3 separate regions of the Homo sapiens genome follow, and all the other regions are linked to region 2. The links are chromatin loops, found by intact Hi-C in ENCODE. Cell type or tissue: B cell. All regions are shown on one strand.

Region 1 (8,000 bases), 280 kb after region 2:
TCAAATAGGGTGATGAGAGAAGGTTTACCAAAGAGGTGACCCAAAGGACCTGAAGGAGGTGAAAGAGTGAGCTAGGCAGGTGGAAGAGCAAGTATAAAGACCACATTTTAATACATTTTGCTTTAAGAACTTCCTACTTGAAGGCGTGTACCAGATAAATTCTTTTACCCACTAGCCCTCAGCCCCCAGGATCCATTCTTCATCCTCCATCCTTCTCCACCCTTTTTTTCTGCCACAGGAAATGGGTTGTATGGACTACATCAACAGGGAACCTTGCATGTTGGCTTACAGTTAGGTTTAGCTGATGGGGGGCGCTGGCATGTAATCAGAGAGAGGGAAATGAGTGACGTCTGTGTATTTATTCTGTCTTCTGAATAATATAGGGCATAAGGAAATAATCATTAGTCCTGTTTTAGAGAGTAAAAATCTGAAGCAGTAAAAGGTTACGTCTCTTTTGTCATGTAAGGTAACACAGTCTCAGTTTCCAGGAATTAGGCTGTGGACATCTTTGAGGGGGCCATTGTTATGTTTGTCACTCTGAGACTGACTTTCTTCCTTCAGGTGCTTCTGAGCTGCTCTGTGTGTTACTCACTCTCAGCTGGGACGTTGCTGCCTTGGTTGAGGGCTTTAATTTCTGACCACAGAATTACTAATCCTGGTCTTTGTTTCAATATTTATTGATGAATAGGGCTTAGCTCTTTCTAATTCTGCATGATTTCATTCATTCATTCAATGATTAAACTGAGTCTTATCAATTTATTTTATTGAAAGTGGTGCTATTTTCAAAAAATTCTATAAAATATTAGTTGATTATCTTATACAAATATAAATTGTTACAAGTTGGAGGAATGAAATAATTTATTTCATTTTTAGTCATTATTTGCTATCCAATGATAGGGATATTATCATTATCATTATTATGATTGTGTGGGAAGAATTGCTTTTTCCTTAGAGCCTAATCTAAAAGCAGATTTCTTTCCTGTTAGGTAATACTGTGGGACTATCTGTATAATCACCATCAAACATCACTCCTTAGCAAGGAGTTGAGAGTATTGTGGTTTCACCATGTCATGTCCAATAGTCTAAAGGTGGAAATAGGATTTCCTCAATAAGGACAAAATGGCTCAGGGCCAAAATGAAAGCATCACTCAGCACTTTTTTTTTTTTTTTACTTTTATAGTCAATGCAAAGAAAAAAATGCTAAATTCTAGGACCATTACCCTATGGAAACCATCTCTACAATATAAAATGCCTATTCAATCAGAATCATTAAAAAAATATGGAATCAGAAACTAGAGGAAAAATGAGAGTTTCATAGACAATTCCCCTTCTAGTGCAAGTGAAAACCCTGGGGCCCAGAGGGGAAGTGACTTGCCTAAGGTCAAACAATTTATTAGAACCAAACTACGACTAAACTCAATTTAATTCTTCTGACTCTCAAAGAGGAAACATACTCAAAAGATGCATGGAGTGAATTAGGCAATATGCATTGAACATTCCTATAGAAATATGGCTGTGAGGTTTAAAACAATGATGTTGCAGAAGTAATTTCTTGTAGACTTCTTGTTTTGTTTTCTGTTTTCCTATCTTTGTGACTATTGCAAAATATTACATGTATTCTTATGCATGTGTAATACAAAAGGTGCTCTTCTGGCTGGGCGTGGTGGCTTATGCCTGTAATCCCAGCACTTTGGGAGACCGAGGCAGGCGGATCACGAGGTCAGGAGATCGAGACCATCTTGGCTAACATGGTGAAACCCTGTCTCTACTAAAAATACAAAAAATTAGCCGGGCGTGATGGCGGGCGCCTGTAGTCCCAGCTACTCGGGAGGCTGAGGCAGGAGAATGGTGTGAACCCGGGAGGCGGAGCTTGCAGTGAGCCGAGCTCATGCCACTGCACTCCAGCCTCGGCAAGAGAGCGAGACTCTGTCTCAAAAAAAATAAATAAAATAAAAAATAAAAATAAAAAAAGGTATTCTTCTAGGTTCTCTTATATATAACAAACAATAGAAATGTGGTGACTGTCTTTGAAGGCTTTGGGCAAAGCCATGGGAAATTCAATTCCAATATAAATTAATACATGAAATGAACCAAATGGGTGGTTCAGGACTTCTCTATGTATGAGGAGTCATCAGTGTAACTTATAAAAGAAATAAGAAAATAAGTGAATCTTGAAGATTGATGATATGTCATGACATACGTGTCATCAGCTCAGGGAAGTAAGGATGTATAAAGAAAAAAAAGTTTGCCTAAACAGGAACAGAAGATGAAGGAATTTAGATGACTCCAAACCTCAGCTAAGTCCACATATTCCATTTTGGCCTGTTTCTAACTCATTATTCAGTGCTTCTTCTTCAGTATCCTTCTCTGTAGTCACTGAAGATGTTTAAGTGGAGATATGACATTATTAAATTAATTCTTGATGATGTTTTATTTATCAAACTGTGCTGAATGTTGTGGATTTGATTTGATTTGGAAGAGAGTCCAGATGGAAGGTGAGCAGATAAGAGGTGAAGAAAATAGTCTAAACCCAAAATATTCAGGGCAGTGGGAATGAAGACATTGTAAAGAATCAATAGACGCCATCACACAGGAATGCTCTGGACTGCCAAGCACAGCATCTCTGAGACTCTGGTCATCTGTACCCCTTTTTTCCTCTGACTGCAATAGTAGACTCTTCCTACTCCAATCAAAGACTTATCTCTCCTATGTTCTGAATGTCATCCTTTCTCACTTGCTCAAGAATATTATTACACTTTGAATCTTTTCTCTAACCTCTATGCTGACTTTCTCCCTCATTGTGGACCCTTTAAATATTCTGAAATCTCTGCCATTTTAAAAACAAAAGTTAAGCTTTTTGAAAGAAGTATCTAGGCTTGCTGCTTACAGCTCTTCAGTTATATACAATCAAACATTTTGCATTTCATGATTTTTTTTACCTTTTTTTAATTATACTTTAGGTTCTGGGATACATGTGCAGAATGTGCAGGCTTGTTACATAGGTATACATGTGCCATGGTGGTTTGCTGCATCCATCAACCTGTCATCTGCATTAGGTATTACTTCTCCTAATGCTATCCCTCCCCTAACCCCCCCACCCCCTGACAGGCCCCAGTGTGTGATGTTCCCCTTCCTGTGTCCATGTGTTCTCACTGTTCAACTCCCACTTATGAGTGAGAACATGCAGTGTTTGGTTTTCTCTTCTTGTGTTAGTTTGCTGAGAATGATGGTTTTTTAAATAAATCAGAAAATTACTCTGTTCTGGTTTTTACTTTCACTTCCTCCACACAACTATGCCTGCTAAGGTCACCAATGCTGTCCAGATCAATAAGTCAGATGGTTCTATCCTGACTTGCCTGACCTTTGAATGGCTTTCAGTACAGTTTGCTACCCATTCTGTTTAGAAACTTTCTTCTTCTGACTTCTATAATACTATGTTCTCTTCATTTTCCTCATTCTTGAGTCCTAGTCATGCTTTTTTTCTTAATCAACCCTATTTTCCCCCAAATCCATCTTTATATAACCACTTTAGCTACCATCTCTTTAGCCATAGGTAACAAATTTGCATCTCCAGCCACATCACTGTGTTTCAGCTCTAGATATGCACATCCATTTGTTTAACCAATGAATATACAACATCTTATAGGACTTCACATGCAACATGCTCAAAACAACTGAGCTCATGATTTTTTTCCTCAAAGTTTCTTCCTCTCAACTATTTCAACCAACAAAACCACCACCTGCCTATTTTTTCATGTTAGAAACCTGGGCAATCACGGATCTTCCTCAACACTTTCCTTCTCTATTCCCCAATTTCCAATCAATCACAGAATGAAGCTGGGTTTGCTTCCTAAATATCTTAAAACTGGATCTTAAACTCATTTCTGCTGCTACCACCTTAGTCTAAAAAGACTTCCATTTCTCATTTGAGCTATTGCGATTGCTTCCTAATGCTTTGCTAACTAAACAGCCTCTCTTCCACCTACAATCCATGTTCTTCATGACAGCTGCACTGTTACCTTAAAAGACCATAACACCACCAGTAATTAAGATAACTTGGATATAATTTGATTTGTGACTAGTTGCTATTTCCCATCCTTTTCCCATTTCCAGATAGGAGTGAACTAAAGTTCTTATGCTTTGCTGGGAGATTGAGGGTAGGGGGGCAAAGAGGGGAAGGCAAGCCCCATTGAGGAAACTTCAGAAATTTCTGTCTTGGGAAATGGATGAGGAAGTTCTATTCCACCAGTGTTCTTCCAGTCCAATTTCCCTACATAGTACCAACAAAACAAGAGATCCCCAGTATTGCTACTATGATCTTGGAAATCCCAGCCACAGAGCCCAGAATCATCCCTACCAATCTACCAATATTTAACCTGGAATGAACAGTTGCCACTAGGTGGCGCCAGGCTGAAGCCAGCACGCAGACCCTGACTGGCAGGAATTTGGACAGCTCTTCTGGACTCCCATAACTCACAACCTGTTGTTCTTGTAGGCTCATCCAGGTCACTTAGTTAACCTCACCATAACCAAACACTACATTTAATGGTAGTGAAAAATTCTGGACTACACCTACTGTGTTCGGAAAGAATTTTACTGTATTTTATAAACTCAAATCAGAATGTGTCACTTCCCTGTTAAAACTCTTCCATGGCTTTCTTTGCTGTTAGGATAAAATCTCATCACTTGGACCCTAAGACATAATTTTAACCTTGAATACTTATGGAAACAGGCAGTTTGCATGAACGAATGATCCACCTGCTCATAAAACTATAGAATATGATGAGGCCTGTGGTATATGTATTTCCTGTTACAAGACATTCAAATTCAATTAAGAATGAAACAGAACAAATTATAAATATTTTAACAAGGGAAAGAAAAACTTTGTCTAGCACTCCACTCTGGCCAATTCTTTATGCTCCCTGCCCATATGGCAGTTTTATGATAATGTCAAGTTCCTTCTTACCTCAGCATTTTAGAACAGACCATTCCCTCTGCCTGGAATGCTTTCCTCTTCCTTTTTATTAGTTACCAATTTCTTGTCTTATAGACATTGGTCTAAAATCACTTCATCATGGAAGCCTATCCTTTTTGTACTCTTGCCCTGAATTAGATTCCATTTCGCTGTTATAGCACACTTACCCTCTTAGCCTTTGTTCAAAGTTATGATTACTTATGAAATATCTCTCTGTTCCTTTGCATTCATCCATCAAGTCACACATGCTGTAAATCTGTATTAAGCCTCTACTTTTCCAGGAACCTCCAATGTATTGTAAATTCATGGCAAGGTTCCCAGCATTGACTAGCTGGAAAGTGAATATGGAGGAAAGAGAAAAAAAGATTAGAAAATAACTTTTGAGTGGTAAGCCTGGAAAAATGATGAGACTATAGAGAATATAGGAAAATCAGGATGGAAGCAGGTTTCAGGACAGAAGGAAATATCTTTTTATTTTCAAATTGTGAGGAGACATTCAAAGTTTGTTGAATGTATAAGAGGCTGAGAAGCCATTTGCAAATTGTCTATAGAAGTGTGAGTATGAAGCTGTGAGACTACTTAGTGACTACAATCTCGAAGGCATGGAAAAGAATTTTTTAAAAAAGAAAGGATTGGCATATTTGAAGGGCAGTCTGGAAAAGTTAGCTCAAAAATGGAAATTTTCTTCTATATTTTGTATGAAATACAAGTTGGTTTTTTAAGCTTACTTTTAAAGGAAGTAGGTATATTTAGCTTCAGTAAACAAGGAAGGTTAGATGAAGTCCCTGATGTGCATCATTCCACTAGCAAGAGAATGGTGTAACACTTCTAAGGTGAAAAAAATGTAGCAAGGTTTAGTTCTTGGCTGAGCAATATTGTTCTGTAATTGTACAAGTTGGAGACTTAATTAGCCAATTAAATCCTGCTTCTCCATCCTTCCTCTTTCTAAATATACATTTTGAGCTCTCTTCTGATGTTGAAAAAACTCTCCTGTCTTTGAAACAAGTCCTGAAAATATTATTCAGTAGAAACCCATCTGCACAGTGATTGAGTCACAACAAATCCAGATTCCTGGAATCTGTGAGAAAGGCTTGTGCTCATCACGCCATCTCTCCCTTTTCATAGTTCTACGTTGAGGTCGTCCTGAGTTTGTTTTTAAGGTATTTTCTGCGCTGCTACACACTGTCATTTCACGTGAGGGCAGCAGAGAGGCAGCGTAGAAGCCCCTGAATAGCAAATCAGAAGAGCCCGAAGCTCAAATTTTGGGCGTAGTGTTTTCAGAACACCTCTTCAAAAATTAAATCACACGTTGTTTGTATCTCCTTAAACAATCCTAGTCTATTGATTTGCCTACTCTGTTCTTTTAAAAAAAGAATCAGACCTGTATCTAAAAATAGGTAAGAACATGTGAATACAGACTTTTGCAAGAGTTGTATCTGGTTTGCCCAGAATACGTTTTCTAATTTTTCTTCGGTCGTTACAATTTGACAACAGATTTGTTTAGTAATCACGTTATTATATTGTCCTATATACTTAAGAATTATTGTTTTGAGCGTAGTCCAAGCCCTGATGCCATTTTGAAACATACGGAAGCACATTTTGATTAAATGCAGTTTGAATAAAACACTGATGAAATAACAATAGCTTTTGTATCATATTTGTGAACGGTCTTTGGCTGTATCCTAGGTGGCAATAAAAAGGTAGTGAGTCAATTTGGATATTGTGAAAAAATTATTACTATTGAATTACAGCATAGAAAGTAACATATTCCCTAGGCTTCAGGCTCCCTGTCACTTAGCACTGCCTTTGTTCTCTCTGCCCAGAATGTTATTTTCCCTACCATCATCCCAGGCCACTTTCCAGCCACGCCCATCCTTTTGCAAGACTGACTTCTGTGGGTACTGCAGGTCTCAGGGTACAGGTGCCATCTCTGGGCAGCCTTCTCCACTGCTTCTCGATTTTCTTGGCCATTCTGTGCTTCTCCTGTTTACTCCTATGGTCCTCTGTAGGCTCCTATGGGAACTATGTCTTGTTCCTAATTTTGTCTCTAGTACTTAGTACTATGTGCTTAGTAGAAGCCCGTTAAAAAACAAACAATAAATACTTAGAATCTTTATCAAGATGGTGGGAGTGGGGAATAGGAGGAGCAGAGAACTATTCAAACTGTGAAAAAGAGGTTAAAAGAGGATTTGCCACCCTGCCTATTTTAGCGTAGGGGTAGGAGTTTAACATTTGAGGCAATAGCAAAGATGATGGACATCAGTGCTTCTCAGCAAACATTTGACAATCTCAGGTAAGACCAGATAGATCTTAGGTCTATAGCTAGTCAGCTAGTCAGTCATATGACTCAATACTGGTGACAGCTAGGGGCTTAAAGGAAATAAAAACACGTTTGTGAAAATGCTTTGTGTAGGGCTAAGCACAGAGAGGAGTGAGCATCGAATGTCTGCTGAAAAACAAAAGAAGCTTAGACTTTATCGTGATCTTAGCAAAATTCTTTTCCTATAGCTTTCTGGTCGTTAAGGTGACTCCCTCAAGGGCATCAGTCTGCACTGGAAATCATTGCAGTGTGGTAGAGAGAGGGAGAGGGAGCTCTTTATAGAGAGGACTCAGCTCGCCTTCGCCTTCTTAGCATCTTGTTGCTAGGCAATAGCTCCTCTGGTGGAAGCTCATCTCCATTTTTAAAGATGGAGTGAAGTCTTGCCGAGGGAAATGCAGTTTGTACAAACTGGGCCATGTGCAAACAGTATTTTGCTCTAGTCCTGAAAACTGCTTTTCCCTATAAGGGAGACAAATCAGTCCTACTTAAATCCTGTCACTTAACAACCAGATAATATAACTCCTCTCTTTCTCTCTCTTTTCTGTAAAGCATAGACTTCCTTTTTAATCTTATTGATTTATTTTTACCTTTCCAACTATATGTCTTTCCAAATTGATTTAATGAGATTCAGCAGGGCATTGCTTGTAATAGTATTTCCCTAGACTGCTGAATTAATTTCCATTTAAAAAATTACTTTGGATCTGC
Region 2 (8,000 bases):
CACATTTGGTGAATGGCTGCCATACTGGATAGAGTAATTCTAACACGCTGGTTCTCAAGGTGTGATACATAGACCAGCAGCATCAGTATCTGCTGGGAACTTGTTAGAAATGCAAATTGTCAAGCCCCAGCCCAGATCATTAATCAGAAACTCTGGGAATGAGGAAGAGCAATCTGTGCTTTGACAGGCACTCCAACCTATTCTGATCATACTGTAGTTTATGAAGTTTATGAAACTGATCTAGAGAGAAGAGAAAAAAGAAACAAGTAAAATATATAAAATATCAGATGGTGTTACATGCTCTGACAAAAAAAAAAAAAATAAGGAAAGAAGTTAGGAATGTCCTAATTGAAAAATGACACCAGAATTGAGACCTTGAAGGGACTGGGATATCTGCGGAAAGATAGCTTTGACAAGTACAAAAACCCTGAGGCAGGAATGTGCTCTAAGTGTTTAAAGAAAAACAGAAACTAGTCGGCTAGTGAAAACAATAGGCATGAAATCAGGGTGATAATCTTGTAGTGTTTAAAGGCCTTTCAAGTGAAGACTTGAGATTTTACTGAGTGAGACAGAAAGCCTCCAAAGAGTTCTGAGGAGTGATGTGATCTACTCTACTTTTTAAAAGGATTACATTCTGGTTTTTGTATTCAAAATAGCCTGGAGGAGCAGCTACAAGGTTATTGCGAAAATTTAGGTGGGAGATGGTGGTGTCCTGGACTACTCAGATTCTAGATACATTTTGTAGGGAGCTGATAGGATTGAAGCTAATGCAGAAAGGAGACAGAGACAGAAAGAGGAGCTAGCCAGTGGAAAGAGGGCAGGATTGGAGGGACAAAGTGGCAGTGTTGCTGAAAGTAACCAACAGGAGACCTAAAATGCAAATTTCAATGGTTTGCTATGTGATGTGCTTACTATAACTCTACAAGCCATCACTAAGGTTCTGGTAGCCTTGGGAGGTGTCAAATAAAGGATGAAATTTCAAAAGCAGAAACTGAAAAATATGAATCCAGAGGTGGTAAGGCATAAAGTCAGAGCCAGAGGTGACCCCAAGAACGTAAAACTCTTGGGAGTTTACAATGAGATTATAAAGGGCATTGAACCTTCCACAGGAAGTGGAACAGGGGTTCAGGCCAGCCTTACTTAGATCTTAAGCAGCAGAGTGACCTCAAGAAGTTAACTGGGTTCTGTGTGTACATAGATGTGAGCTCCCCTCTAGCAGGACCACATCTTAGTAATCTTTAGGCACCTGGCTAGGTCGCTGTTGTCGAATGGGGAATTTAGAGAAAACAGTGATTAATTCTGCTTGAAAGTCAAGGGGCTCAAATGCATAGTAGACTAATACAACTGACACATGAGAAAGCATACTTGTTGAGAGGAGGTTCATATGCTTTAGAAAAAAGTAACATGGTGAAAGCTCTGTTGTTTTTTATAATTAATAAGCTTGTTTTGCCTAAGCCATACCATCTTTACACAAAGGTGAGACATAAACATTAAATAGGGTTAAGATCTTTTCCAAAAATAGACTCAGACTAGTTTGAATGCTTTAAATATTTAATTGAAGCCTCAGCATTCAGCACTGTAACACAGGAAAGCTGACCCTGACCACAAGATTTTGAGGTTGGGAATTACTGACTGTCTAGCTTTACCATAAAGGAGTCATAACACTACAAAAGTAGGACATTAACTTTTAAGCAGGTCGTGCTTCCAATGGAGCTGCCGCTGGGGTTAACTAGTCACAAAGTGCACCCACAGGAAATAAAATAATCGCTTGAATAGAGCTCAGAATTATCCACCTGGATGCCAAACTACTTCTGCCAAAGATAACAATTCTGGTTGGATAATCATCCCCTAGTTGATGCACCTGAAGGCAGTTGGCTAATGGGTTTGACCACAGGATCACCACAGAAAAGATGCCTGTCTTCCTGTTTCCTAAGGCAGGAGCACACGTGAGCAGTCCATCTAAAACCTGAGGCAAATCATTAAAAGTGGAAAAGGATTGGATGAACATTATAATCACTCCTCTATATTATTACACCACATTGAATTTTGGGTTATTTTATTACTCAGCAGAGTCTGCTTTGCATTAACATTATTTACAGAATTTTTTCTCTTGTAAGATAATATAATAATTTTCTAGAGGGCTGATTTTTTTTTAAGACTCTAAAAGCTCTTCTTTGAAATGAAGAAATCCCTATGAGATTTCCCACTTCTTTCAGAAATAAATAACAATTCCCTGGATTAGTTTCATATCTGTACCTTGTAAGTGCACACCAACAACCCAATTACACATACCAGTAATAGTACAGAAATTTTAAAACATTCTCTATTGCTGCTGATGTTTATCAATCTTATGCTAACCCATGTAGTTCAGTAATGAGTTCAGGAATGAAGCAGTGCTCTCTCTGTGTGTGCAAGAAATGAAATGTACCAGGTACACGAAACAAATAGACCCATTCTCAAAATTGAGAATGCTTATTATGCTATAAGAAATATTTTGAAGAAAATAACACATGAAATTAAGATTTGAAGATAAATAGTAATAGGTCAGATTACTAAGCTGATAAGTTCTTAACATACTAAAAATAGATATTACTAAATGTAAAAAGCCCCACAATTTTTAGAAAGTCACCACTTTGGACTCTATCTGGTTGTTTATCTTAGGTGTTATACTCAGAGCTAATTATAAATAATTACCATCATAAAAATTGTGATTTAAGAACACACCTACTAAACACACATACATGCCCCTTATAAAAACAAAAATACTACAAATATATCTCACTATAATTGGGGCAATTTGAATATAGACAAAGGATAACATTTTATTGACATGAAAGATGGAAATCATTAACTGAAAAAAAGCAGGTTACAAATAGCACGTACAATATAATACCATATTGTTGTAAAAAAGAAGTGCACATATAGATGGGTGTACATATATGTGCATGCCTAAGAATAAAAGGCTAGACACTGCAATGTTAGAAGTTGCAATCTGCCTGCTTAATGAAATTGCATTTACAATTTTTTGGCTTATCTGTATTTTCCAACTTTCTAAAACATCTAACTATTGCACTTGTAATCACAAAAATTTAAAAACTAAAATTAGTGCTGAGCACGGTGGCTCACATCTGTAATCCCAGCACTTTGGGAGGCCAAGGCAGGACAATCACTTGAGCCCAGAGTTTGAGGCTGCAGTGAGCTATGATTACACCACTGCACTCCAGCCTGGGCAATGGAGTGAGACCCTGTCTCTAGAAAAATTTAAAAATTAAATTAAGTTAAAAAACTGAAATTAAAAAGGGTCATTATTATAAGGTGTAGACGCCAGGAAAGCAAAGGGAAGAGGGTGGCCCTGCCAGGAACAATGTTCTGAGGACATTTGTGAATACTTTGTCACCCCTTTCCCAACCAGGGGAGCAGGCAGGTGACAGAGGCTGACATTCTCCTGGGCTCAGAGCCATGGGGGACATGGGAGGGCAATGACAGAACCTAGATGACAGGATGATTAAAAACTCAAATAGTACCGATTAAAAACTCAAGTAGTACTGTTATGTCTAGGTACTTGCACAGTTAAAATGCCAACTTTTGTTTTAGGCAATTACAGCAGAATAAGGATCTAAACCAAAATTTAAGCATCTTATATAGTTAAACATGGTTTGTACCACCCTATAGATTTTTGACAGTTAAAAAAAAATTACCCTGCTATAAACATATATTTATCACACATTTGTCATCACTGGACACTTCTCAATAAATATAAATATGACGTGAACTTCAGAAATTTTTCTAGATCCATACTGTTGTTACTCTCGTTTTTTCAGCAAAAATCCCACACCGATCCCTTTATCTTGTCATTTTTCATAGTCTACTTTTTCCCAATAGGTGGCGCTGTAATCCATGTAAAATGCTCCCGAGTTCCTCAGCGGACCAACCCTATGCCAGGCAAAACCGCGGGCTTAGGCTCAACTCTGCTGTAAACTGGTGCTATGGGACAGGTAAATCAGGCTGAAAAGCATGTGCGACATGTCTCTGGGTTATTTTATGTGAAAAGCCCAGAGAGGTGAGGTGACTTGCTTGAGATCACACAGCAAGTCTAGAACAAACTGTAACTTCTAGTTGGGACTTCTAGCTTGGAGTTCTGTGCTTTCTTTGTGTTTTCAATTATGACATCTCACATGTGCTCCAATCAAAACAAATTCCTATTTGTGGTAAGGGCGTAAAAGAAATATCTTCCTCTGTTATAAATGGTGCTTATTTCTTCCTCCCTCTTGTAGGAAAGTGTGATAGCATGCCATTGAATGCTCTCTCAACAGGCTAAGAAGGATTCGTGTCAATCTTTTCAGATTTCCCAAAATGAACATTTTGCTTTAAAAGTTTAGCCTGGAGAAAGGGAAAAGAGGAAAAAGGAACTAATACTTATTCAATGAGGAATAATTACCTATGAAGCTGATACCCGACTATAAGATGAAGACCATATACAGATCATATACAAATGTACCCACATATTTCCTTATTCTATGTGGTTTCTATATCTGTTTAGTCTATAAGCTCACTTTCATTAAAAATTAACTTTTCCCAAGTACTAGCAGACACCACTGCTTATGCTGTTGTGAAGTATAGCATTTTCTGAGAAGAAGAGCCACGAGTTCTGTAACAGTAGTCCTTTAATGTTCATTTCTAGAAAGGCAAGGAACTGCTTTGACTGGTGAAAAAGATGTTTATCGATTATATACATGATACACAGACACACAGAAACAGGTTGAGTATCCCTCATCCAACATTCTTAAGGCATGAAGTGTTTTACATTTCACATTTTTTTTCAGATTTTGAAGTATTTGCATTACACGAGTTGAGCATCTCTAATCTGGAAATCCAAAATTTGAAATGCTCCAATAAACATTTCCTTTGAGCATCATATTCACACTCAAAAAGTTTTGGAATTTGAAGCATTTGAGATTTTGGATTTGGTATACACAGTCTATACACAGACGCACACATTTATATATGTGTGCAAACATATATACATACATACACATAGACATACACACACATACATCTATACTACACTGTATCTTATATATAAATTAAATATTTTAATTCCTCCTTCTTTCAGTCCAACCATCCATGATATTAGGATATGCAGAAATGCCCAAGAGTTTTCAGGTTAGCATGGCAACCCCCGCCCAATGTAAGCAGAGCCTCACAAAGGCAAGATAGTAGAGACATGGTGACTTTTGGTCATTAAAGAGATGGCATCACTAAGTTCTGGTACCAAAAATAGTTGAGCTGGCAGATGGCTACCAACCTAATTCAGGATAATAAGTTTCTCCCTGAGCATAAAGTCTGTGACCACCGCCAACCCCACTGTGTTTCCTAATCTGAACAAGCTCTTTGGTGAAAATCAATGTACAAACAAGTGCGTTCTTCTGAAGATACCACTGTGCACTCACATTCCCCAAAATAGAACATCCTGAGCCCACCTGTGCATGAGATCTATGGGGGGACTTTCCAAAAATATTCCCCAAGAACACATTTTGAGTGGGAAACTTATTTCTGAAAAGTGAACTGAGGCATATAAGTTTCTGAAATCTGTACTTCCGTCAAACATTGATAGTATTCTTCACAATAAAGGCATAAGAAATAGTACTACACTATCAAAATAAATATACAAGAAATATTCAGACAAATTCAGAAAGCATGGTCTCAAAAAACTGCATTGAAGTCTTTTCAGAGTTACATATAGAACTCTATTTATCTAAGAAACTCTCACACACTTAAAATTACCTCCACCAAATTCTTGTATTATTCTGTTGAGATTTTTCATATTCCTTTTATATGGTAGTAACAAAGCCATGAAGAAATTTTATTTTTGTCATTATGAGTCTTCCCATTAGGTAGTTAACATTTTTCAGTAGTAGTACATAATTTTCTATTTGAACATTTCTTTTTGTTGTTAAACAGTTTTGTGAAACAATGGGTCAGCAGCAGCTGTGACACTCAAGACATCCCTAATCACACTATTAAGATATCCCAAGTCACACTTTTAAGATATATCAAGTCAAACTCTAAAACATCTTGGATCGCATTAAGATATCCCAGAATCACACTCCTAAGATATTCAGAATCACACAACTACTTTAAATCACAAACACTTAAAATAGAAAATTAGTCATAGCATCAATGAGTCATGCCTGAATTATAAAACTACTGCGAACAAAGTCCCTAAATGAAACCCCATAGTAAAAACACTGATATACATGCTGGGCAACATGGGGAAATCCCATCTCTACAAAAAATACAAGAATTAGCTGGGCATGGTAGCACACGCCTGTGGTCCTAGCTACTTGGGAGGCTGGGGTGGGAAGATTGCTTGAGTCTGGGAGGCAGAAGCTGCAGTGAGTCCAGCTCTTACCACTGCACTCCAGCCTGTGTGACTGAAACCCCATCTAAACAAACAAACAAACAAAAACACTGATATAAATTCTACTCTCAGAAAAACTCTTCAGCCCTAAACAAAATTTAAAAAGGAATCAGAATTTGGGGCATTCCATTCCTACCTTGCTCTCTGCCTGGAGAAAATATCTTTACTTAAAAGATTCTGGGTAAACAACTAGGACTCATTCCAAGTGCTTCTTCATACCATTTATGTTGCTACCTCCATCTACACATAAGGGTTTAGGAAGACAATATTCATTTTGATAAATTCATGAAATGCCTACCACATTGCAAGAAACTGTGCTAGGCACTATAAAGAAAAGTAATGATATTCTCATGGCTCTGTGGTTTCTTCAAAAGGTAAGACCTACACATACATTGCAGCATAGAACAATATGTAATAAATATGATATAAAGTGTCGGAAGATTTTGGAAGCCAGAGTTAATCACTGATTCTGGGGAGATCAGGGAGCCTTTATATAAAATATGTCACCTGAGCTATATAAACTAACTGGAGAAAATGAGGCTAGTGAGTTACACGAGGGGGGGAAAAGTTCATAAACGTATTGAGGTGAAAGAAATAGAGTATTTGTAGAAGAACAAAGGAAGAGCAAGAGGCATGTGGTGAAGCTTAAGATACACAAAGAAGGGCCAGGCACAGTGGCTCATGTCTGTAATCTCAGCACTTTGGGAGGCTGAGGTGGGTGGATCACCTGAGGTCAGGAGTTCGAGACCAGCCTGGCCAATATGGTGAAATCCCATCTCTTCTAAAAATACAAAAATTAGCTGGGCATGGTGGTGTTCATCTGTAATCCCAGCTACTTGGGACACTGGGGCAGGAGAATTGCTTGAACCCGGGAGGTGGAGGTTGCCGTGAGCCAAGATCCCGCCAATGCACTCCAGCCTGCGCAACAGAGCAAGACTGTCTCAAAAAACAAACAAAAAAAAGATACACAAAGGAAGGAGAGTGGTGGTGAAGGAAAAGCCTACTTAATTTTGGAGGAGAAAATAAGGTATCCCAATCTCCAGGCTAGGTAGTTTGGACTCCTTTAATTTGACATTGAATTGCTGTCCTGCAGTCTTTTATCAAAGGTAGTACCACAAACAGAGAGGCATTTTAGATTAATCTGAGGGTGCAAGGTAAATGAAGAGAGCCCAGGGTTAAGAAAAGCAGTTCCCAATTAAAAAAAAAAAAAAGAGAGAAAGCCAATAGGCGCCAAGCCCTGATAGTATTTCATTTAATCATATTTAATCCTATCAATTCGGCTATAATACATTTTCATAGATTTAAAAAACTGCAGCAATTCAACAACAGTTGGTGGCCCAGAAACATAAAGCTGACTGATGGAAAGTTACTCAGATTTAGGGACCTGAGGGGGCAAACATGCTGGAGGGAGGGTGGGAAAAATCTAGGGTGCTTGTAAGTACAAATGTAGGTGAAATATCTGATGCAGAATCTATCAGGTATGAAGAAAAAATACATATGAAGAAAATTTAGACATGAAGAAAATTGCAGCATCCTACAGAACAGTCATAAATTAGACTTGAGGAGGATGAAGAACTAA
Region 3 (8,000 bases), 560 kb after region 2:
ATAAACTAATATAAAATTATGTCCTCATCTATGAAATTTAATATGCCATTTTCTTAGTATAAATTTATTTCTAGAGCATGTATTATTAATGTGGATCTTTGTAGAAAAAAATTGTGGTACAATGTTTATTACTACATACCCTTATTTTTTTAAATTGTCTTATCTTTCATATAACTTTTTGCTGATGTCATCATGTGTAATAACATGATTTTTTAAAATTTTAATTTAGAAAAAATATATTCCTCTTGTATAAATGAGAAAACTAAAGGAAAAGAGTATCGAAAGGAAAACATTATAGAAATATCAGAATTTAGAATCCCAATTCTTAAGATTTTTTATTTTCTGACTACTTCAAATAATATCGTTTGCCTTTCTCATTATTCATGGGTCTTCCAAATATAGTGTCTGGCCTTAAAAGTTGTAACACAAAATCTTCTGTCTGAAATGTAGTACAACTGAATGAAATTTAAAACCTTCACGTAATATATGTCATATAGAACTCTCATAAAATATCAGTATGATGTGATAACAAAGGTCAGAACAAATGGAAGAAAAACCAATGTATGATTTCTGAAAACCTTATCCTGGGAAATGAGAAACAGACTATAATTCTTTACTTACATCTACATTATGCAAAAGTATCTTTGATGTGAAAAAATACTCAGTGTTGTTCATTCGATGTTTTATATGTTTTGGTAAAACATTTTGTGTTCACCCTTTTAAATATTCCAAGACACACTCACTGGCTAGAATCAATGGGAGAGAAAGAGGTGACTCTATAACTAATATAATGTTAAGGAAACTGCACATATCTTGGTATGTTTCTGATAGTGCATAATTCCAGAAAATGTCTTAAGCATTGCATAATTGTTAGAAACATGAAATCTGCAGCCAGCAAGCATGAGTTCCACATCTGACCCTACTCTTTCCAGTTGTGAGAACTTATTTGTATTTTAAACTACTGAATTTCAGGATGCCTCTGTTTATTCCTGTTTCTTTATTTTTTAAGTTGACAGTATTTGTACATATTCATGGGGTACATAGTGATATTTCAATACATATAACATATACTGATCAGATCAGGGTTATTAGCACACCCATCATCTCAAACATTTAGCATTTCTTTGTATTGGGAACATTCAATATCCTCCTCCTACCTATTTGAAGTTCTATAATATTGTTAAGTATAGTCATCCTACAGTGCTATAGAAGCTATAACTTATTTCTCCTGTCTAGCTGTAATTTTGTATCCTTTAACAAATCTCTCCCTATCTTCCCCAGCCTCTAGTATCCTTTGTTCCATTTTTTACTTCTTCCTCATGTTTTAAAGGGAAATGATTACAGTATCTATTTCATTAGGTTGCTATAAGGAATAAATGGTTTCATAGCTCTTAAAATAGTGCTTGACAAAAGTAGGTACTATGTGTAGATTTTTATTAAAAAAAGTAGATACTATGTGTTATTATTATGACTAATCTTCTCCCAAAAATATGTTTGGTAAATCATTTCATAAATTTGTTTATTCTTAATTTATTTTGAATTAGAATCATTTGTATAACAAGTTGGTATATTGCTGAGCACATCTGTAAAGTAAGACCTGAATATGGATTTGATAATTGAAGTTGACACTCATCATAGAGATTTATGAAATATTGTGCGCTTGATTGCAGTAGGACAACTTACTATGGGGAAGGAATCTTGTAAGTATCTTGCCTGGCCAGTATACATGGAAGTTGGTACACATGGAAGATATACCATATGTATATATCCCGATATTGATAATGTTACTTTCCAAAAGTGGAGGCACTGCAAATATGATGAGAATGTGACTAGAGCACGCACTTGTTTGTTCTTTCTGTCCAGCATTAATTTCCCCCTTATTCCAGTAATAGTAACTCAACAACTCTGCTCTTTGTCATTTCCTGGTGTTTTTTTCTTTTCTTTTCTTTCTTTTTTTTTTTTTTTTTTTTTTTTGAGACTGAGTTTCACTCTGTTGCCCAGGCTGGAGTGCAGTGGCATGATCTTGGCTTACTGCAAACTCCGTCTCCTGGGTTCAAGCGATTCTCCTGCCTCAGCCTCCCCAGTAGCTGGGATTGCAGGTGCCCATCACCATGCCCGGCTAATTTTTTCTATTTTTTAGTAGAGATGGGGTTTCATCATGTTGGCCAGGCTGGTCTTGATCTCCTGGCCTCAAGCAATCTGCCTGCTTCGGCCTCCCAGAGTGCTGGGATTACAGGCATGAGCCACCGGGACTTGTCTGTCGTTCGTTCCTTCCTTCCTTCCTTCCTTCCTTCCTTCCTTCCTTCCTTCCTTCCTTCCTTCCTTCCTTCCTCCCTGTCTGTCTTTCTTTCTCTTTCTTTCTTTCTTTCTTTCTTTCTTTCTTTCTTTCTTTCTTTCTTTCTTTCTTTTCTTTCTTTCTTTCTTTCTTCCTCTCCTTTCTTTCCTTCCTTCCTTCCTTCCTTCCTTCCTTCCTTCCTTCCTTCCTTCCTTTCTCTCTCTCTCTCTCTCTCTCTCTTTCTTTCTTTGTCTTGCTCTATCTCCCAGGCTGGAGTGCAGTGGTGTGATCATAGCTCACTGCAGCCTCAAATGCCTGGTCTCAAGGGATCCTCCTGCCCTGATCTCCCAAAATGCTGGGATTACAAGCAAAAGCAACCTTCCCAGCTCCAACTCCACTTTTCAGAAATGCTTCTGTACCACAATGATAACCCTGACTACTCATAGGTTTCAAATGAGGACTCTTCCGTGTTTCAAGGCTACAGCATGTGGCTTAGGAGAGGCCAATCAAAGACGGCATTACCCTGGACAGAGTAATTACTTCAGGATGGGCATGTGACCCACCAGGTGTCAGTGAGATGCAATGAGTTTTTCGGAGTCTTTCTTCCCACTGAATTGAGGTCTGGAAGGTTGGGAGGCTAGAGCTGCTACAGCATCTAGCTGTAGGGAAGCTACGGCTAAGAGAAGAATCTTTAGGAAACTTATCACTATGAAAGTCAGAACAAAAGGATACAGCATAACTATGAGCTGGTAACATCAGCTGAGCTCTTGAATCATCATATGCCTAAGACTAGCCCTGGACAAACCATGAACCAATAAACTCCTGTCTTTATTTATTTTTTACTTCAATTAGTTTGAGACATCTTTTTCTCTTACAATCAAAAGTTATCTGCTAAAGTGACTAAAATATTATTTTGGGCTACATCTTCCCCTTGCTCATTTCCAACAAACACATTTTCTTCTTTTCTCCAAATCCTTTATTTTAGATTCAGTGGGTACCTGTGCAGGTTTGTTATGATGGTATATTGCATGATGCCAAAGTTTGAGGGCACGATTGAACCCACCACCCAGGTAGCAAGCATAGTACCCAATAGGTAGTTTTTCAACACTTGCTTCCCCCACCCTATACCCACTTATAGTCCACGGTGTCTCTTGTTCCCATGTTTATGTCCATGTGTACCCAATGTTTAGCTCCCACTTATAAGTGAGAAGATGTGGTATTTTGTTTTCTGTTTTTGCCCAACAAATACATTTTCCAATGAAAATGATGAAGCCAGAAAGTATGAAATACATTGATTTAACAATTAGAACTGTTCTAATTATAATTGATACCGGTGCCTGTTTTCTTTTTATGATTGAGTAATGATCACAGATTTTTGCTATCAGATTTTGAGTTTGAATCCTGCCTGTATGATCTTAGGAGACTTTTCCTAATCTCAGTGTATGTCCTTACTTCAGTTTGCAAATAAGGATAATGAAAGCACTTATCCAATAGGGTTGTGTGGAGGATGAAATAATACAGGGCAAATGTCTTAGCCAAGTGACTGGCACTTAGTAAGTCCTCAAATCTTCACTATGATATTAATTGAAAGCCTAGCATTCACAATCTCACTGGTTTATCAGTTCTTTTTTCTGGTTGCTTTTTAGTGACTTAAATCAGAGATAAATAAGATTGGTGTCTCACTGGGTTAATATTTTTTCTGGAGAGAGTTAACTTGTGTGGCACAGGCCATCTCTTTATTGAATTAGCAAAGAACTACATTGGATTTAAGATTATCTGGGGCTGAGGCTAATATCAAATCCTACTCTATGTTTGTAGTTCCTTGGCTACAAGCCTACATACGGTAATTGCTGTTTAATATGAATTTTTATTTTTAACCCTTACATATAGTAAGGGTTAATTGCTATTTAATATGAGTTTTTATTTTTAACCCTTCCCTATTTACGTCATGCTTTGCTTAAGGACCAAGATATATTCTGAGAAATGTGTCATTAGGTGATTTTTGTCATTGTGTGTACCTCATAGAGTGTACGTAAAACCTAGATGGTAGAGCCTATTACACAACTAGGTTACATGGTATAGCCTATTGTTCCTAGGCTACAAACCTATACTGGATGTTACTGTACTGAATACTACAGGCAATTGTAATGCAATGGTATTTGTGTATCTAAACACGTCTAAACATAGACAAGGTACAGTAAAAAATATGGTATTATAATCTTATGCGACCACTGTCATATATGTGATCTGTCATTGACCAAAAATGCCATTAAGCAGTGCACTACTGTACTTTCTCTTTACTTTAAATTTGAATTCTTTATATGGGTTGAATGACTTTCTGACATAGCAAATAAAAAGCATGAGGAGAAGCATTATCTGTTAACAAAATTAACACTTAAAATCAACAAAGTTTTAATGTTTCGTTCCAAGAAAAGCCTGTGGAAGATCAGTTCCACAACTGAGAGCTTTGGGCTGCTTCAGACATATGTCTGTGTGTACGCTGTGAAGGTGTTTCTCTTCACAGTTCCCCGCCCTCTAGTGGTAGTTACAATAATGCCATTTTGTAGTCCCTGTACAGGAAATGCCTCTTCTTACTTCAGTTACCAGAATCCTTTTACAGGAAGTTAGGTGTGGTCTTTGAAGGAGAATTAAAAAAAAAAAAAAAAAAAAAAAAAAAAGATTTTTTTTTTTTTAAAGCATGATGGAATTTTAGCTGCAGTCTTCTTGGTGCCAGCTTATCAATCCCAAACTCTGGGTGTAAAAGATTCTACAGGGGTAATGTTTTATTATTCTTATTATGCTTATTCTCTGTGATGCTTCTCTACCTTTACAGTAGTAGAATCCTTGGGGAAATCTGCAGAGGGACCACTTTCATTTTGAAGCTGCTGGCTGCATGTTTTAGCATGTCTCTTCTATTAGAGAATCCAGGCATGGCAGTTTCCTCCCCCAGTGTGCAAGGACCATCTTCATGCCTATGTCTGTCGCTAGGCATGAGGGTCTCTAGGAATGGGTGAAAAAAATGAGGGATGTTTTGGAGGCACTATAATACTGGGGAGGGCAGTCTGCTAGCTGGTAGCTGAAAGGTCCTGGTTTACTTCAACATTTTTTTTAAATAAAACTGTGCAGTAGTTTTTGTTATTTTAGGTTTCCCTCTGTTTTATCTGGTGTATGCTGCAGAAGTGAACTGCATAACACATTTCACTCTTAGAAAATGCATTTCATATATTTAAATGACAACTCTGACTCCTATAGTATGGGGGTGAAATAGATTGATTTTTTGAAAAGATGGAAAAAATAGATTAAGTGTCATTTAGGAGTCAAGATGTTGATTGTATTGTTTCAAATAGCATAGAAACTCCTGCCACTGGTTCAGAGGTAACATTTGGAATGACTGATGTGCTCTTTTGAGTTATCTACTTTAGTCTGGTGAAATATGATTTGAATACCAGTAAAAATCTATTTAGGTTATTGCAAAGACTCATATAATAAGAGTTTGCTTGAAAAGATAAACTATCGTAAACTTATTATTTTTTCTCAAGTCCAAATTCTGATATGGACACTAAGACTGTGATGCTACGTTTTTATGAAATGGGCATAATTTGAGGAAATTGGCTATCTCTACAGTATTTCCTAAGGTACTGCAAATGTGTTAATTTAAGAAGCAATTACACTAGCTAGCAGCAGGTTGCTAAGCCAGGGGGTCCGAGCTACAGACCTCTGATGTGGATGACTTCCTGCCCGGTTTGGCAGGAGCTGGGTCCCTTCCTGTGCAGCTTCCGAGCAGTTCCAAACACAACCAGGCATCTTCTGCTCCTTCCCACTCCCTTTCTTTCAAGCAGGATCTACCTATGTTTCCATAGCCTGGCATTTTAGGATTTCCAGAGATTTTTACCCAGTGAATTGACTTGGAATAAACTCTTAAATGTGATAAAGTGAGCCAAAGGGCACGTGCAAAGACTTGGAGAGATATGTGCAAGATCCTCAGCTCAGGTTCTACAATTTAATATGATGTTTCATCTCTTGTTTTGGATCTCTGCTATTTTTTCAGAAAGAATGCTGAAAAAGATGGCTGCCAAAATATTCACACAAGTGAAACAGCAGGCACAAACCAGTATCCTCCATTTCTGAGCTCTGAATTGCATATTTTCCCACAAGTAGCACAATCACTTAAAACATTTTGGGAGTGGGAGATTAGATTACCTCATAGACACCTACTGAATGTGAGAGATAGATCTCCATGTGAGCAAATGGATGCACATATGAGATTCCCTGAATACCAAATACAGCTTTCTTTGAAAATATTATAGCTATCTGAGTTTCTATGCTGTATCTCAGTGCTCAGTGTCATGTAACTGACACAATCACCTTTTATTCTAATGGTCATTGCTTTTTTTCCCTCCCTGTTTCTGTAGCACTTTCTTATGCAAGGAGCTAAACAGTGATTAAAGGAGCAGGATGAAAAGATGGCACAGTCAGTGCTGGTACCGCCAGGACCTGACAGCTTCCGCTTCTTTACCAGGGAATCCCTTGCTGCTATTGAACAACGCATTGCAGAAGAGAAAGCTAAGAGACCCAAACAGGAACGCAAGGATGAGGATGATGAAAATGGCCCAAAGCCAAACAGTGACTTGGAAGCAGGAAAATCTCTTCCATTTATTTATGGAGACATTCCTCCAGAGATGGTGTCAGTGCCCCTGGAGGATCTGGACCCCTACTATATCAATAAGAAAGTGAGTTCTTAGTCAAGTTGCCTTCACTGCCTATTTACTAATTGGTTCTGGGCTAGTCCCAGGGATGATGGTGAAGAAGGCTGGCCTCCTTCCCTCTGTCTAAAGTATCACTAAGATGCTGGATGGGCCTGACCGTGTAATGGACCAATGATCCTAGAAGTCTTTTGGAAGCACTCATTTGAACCTGCATTTGTGAGACAGGCAGAGAACTGGTGAGGCATCCTCCAGCGCGGGAATTAAGGAAGGACAAAAGCCTATTCACCTTCTTGAATACAAATTATATGCTTAAACCAGTGTAAATTGACCCTGATTCCCTAATAATGTTGAGAAGCAAAAACTGTAAACTAGGAGTCTATTTAAATTTTATTTTTTATATTTGCAGGAGTAGTATCTAAATTCCTCTTTATAGTCTCTAGCTCTCCATAAGTCACTTTGATCTTCAGTGGGTTTAATTATTCCTTTATACCATACTTTCTCCTTTCTATTGCTCTCCACAGAAGGAATAATAGCAGGTGACTTGTAGGTGCCAAATAAGATTCTGAGCAAAGAACACACCTGGAAAACCTTGAAGTTCTCATGAGAAAATTTTCTAACCAAAAAAAAAAATCAAAGCCTCAATTTTGTGCTTTATGTGAATTATAAATGCGGTTTTAAAATACTTACATTAAAACTTGATAAAGTTGCTAAGAATTCCTATGGCATTGATCACAAATTTTCTTAATAATCCTCATGTCATTTATCAAATTTAGGAAAGTTTATAGTGCTCAGAAAAAAAAAGCATCTATCTTCATGTCATATGATGGTAATTATTATGTTATACACTATTTTACAGGGCAATATTTATAAATAATGGTTTTACTTTTCTCTTAAAATATTCTTAATATATATTCTAAGTTTTATTTTATGTGTTGTGTTTTCTTTTTCAGACGTTTATAGTATTGAATAAAGGGAAAGCAATCTCTCGATTCAGTGCCACCCCTGCCCTTTACATTTTA

What was found. A loop is a pair of places that touch in the nucleus more often than their neighbours do. Peaks named below come from ENCODE experiments on the same cell type or tissue, not always from the same donor. Only the 100,000 strongest peaks of a DNase experiment are listed, where the experiment ranks them.
Region 1: a loop joins it to region 2, with 9 times the contacts of the local background. A loop is called at or near these places in 8 of 110 quality-filtered maps.
Region 3: a loop joins it to region 2, with 11 times the contacts of the local background. A loop is called at or near these places in 8 of 110 quality-filtered maps.

What each region holds. Positions count from the first base shown.
Region 1 is chr2:165,010,826-165,018,825 of GRCh38, forward strand. No RefSeq gene overlaps it. Among named protein-coding and RNA genes, the nearest start is that of SLC38A11, 59 kb to the left of the region's middle. In B cell, CTCF peaks have their summits at 4,416 (motif pointing right), 4,617, 6,189 and 6,390; DNase peaks (open chromatin) are centred at 3,376, 4,416 and 6,156; H3K4me3 peaks cover 344 bases; H3K27ac peaks cover 1,359 bases.
Region 2 is chr2:164,733,910-164,741,909 of GRCh38, forward strand. All of the region lies in intron 3 of COBLL1 (cordon-bleu WH2 repeat protein like 1), which reads right to left. Among named protein-coding and RNA genes, the nearest start is that of SNORA70F, 50 kb to the left of the region's middle. In B cell, CTCF peaks have their summits at 3,889 (motif pointing right) and 4,093; DNase peaks (open chromatin) are centred at 3,922 and 6,252; H3K4me3 peaks cover 348 bases; H3K27ac peaks cover 2,922 bases.
Region 3 is chr2:165,289,086-165,297,085 of GRCh38, forward strand. SCN2A (sodium voltage-gated channel alpha subunit 2) reads left to right here. Exons shown (of 27, transcript NM_001040142.2): 2 at 6,688-7,005; 3 at 7,932-8,000. The coding sequence starts at 6,739. Among named protein-coding and RNA genes, the nearest start is that of SCN2A, 54 kb to the left of the region's middle. RefSeq lists an enhancer at 4,654-4,948. In B cell, CTCF peaks have their summits at 4,789 (motif pointing left) and 4,990; a DNase peak (open chromatin) is centred at 4,806.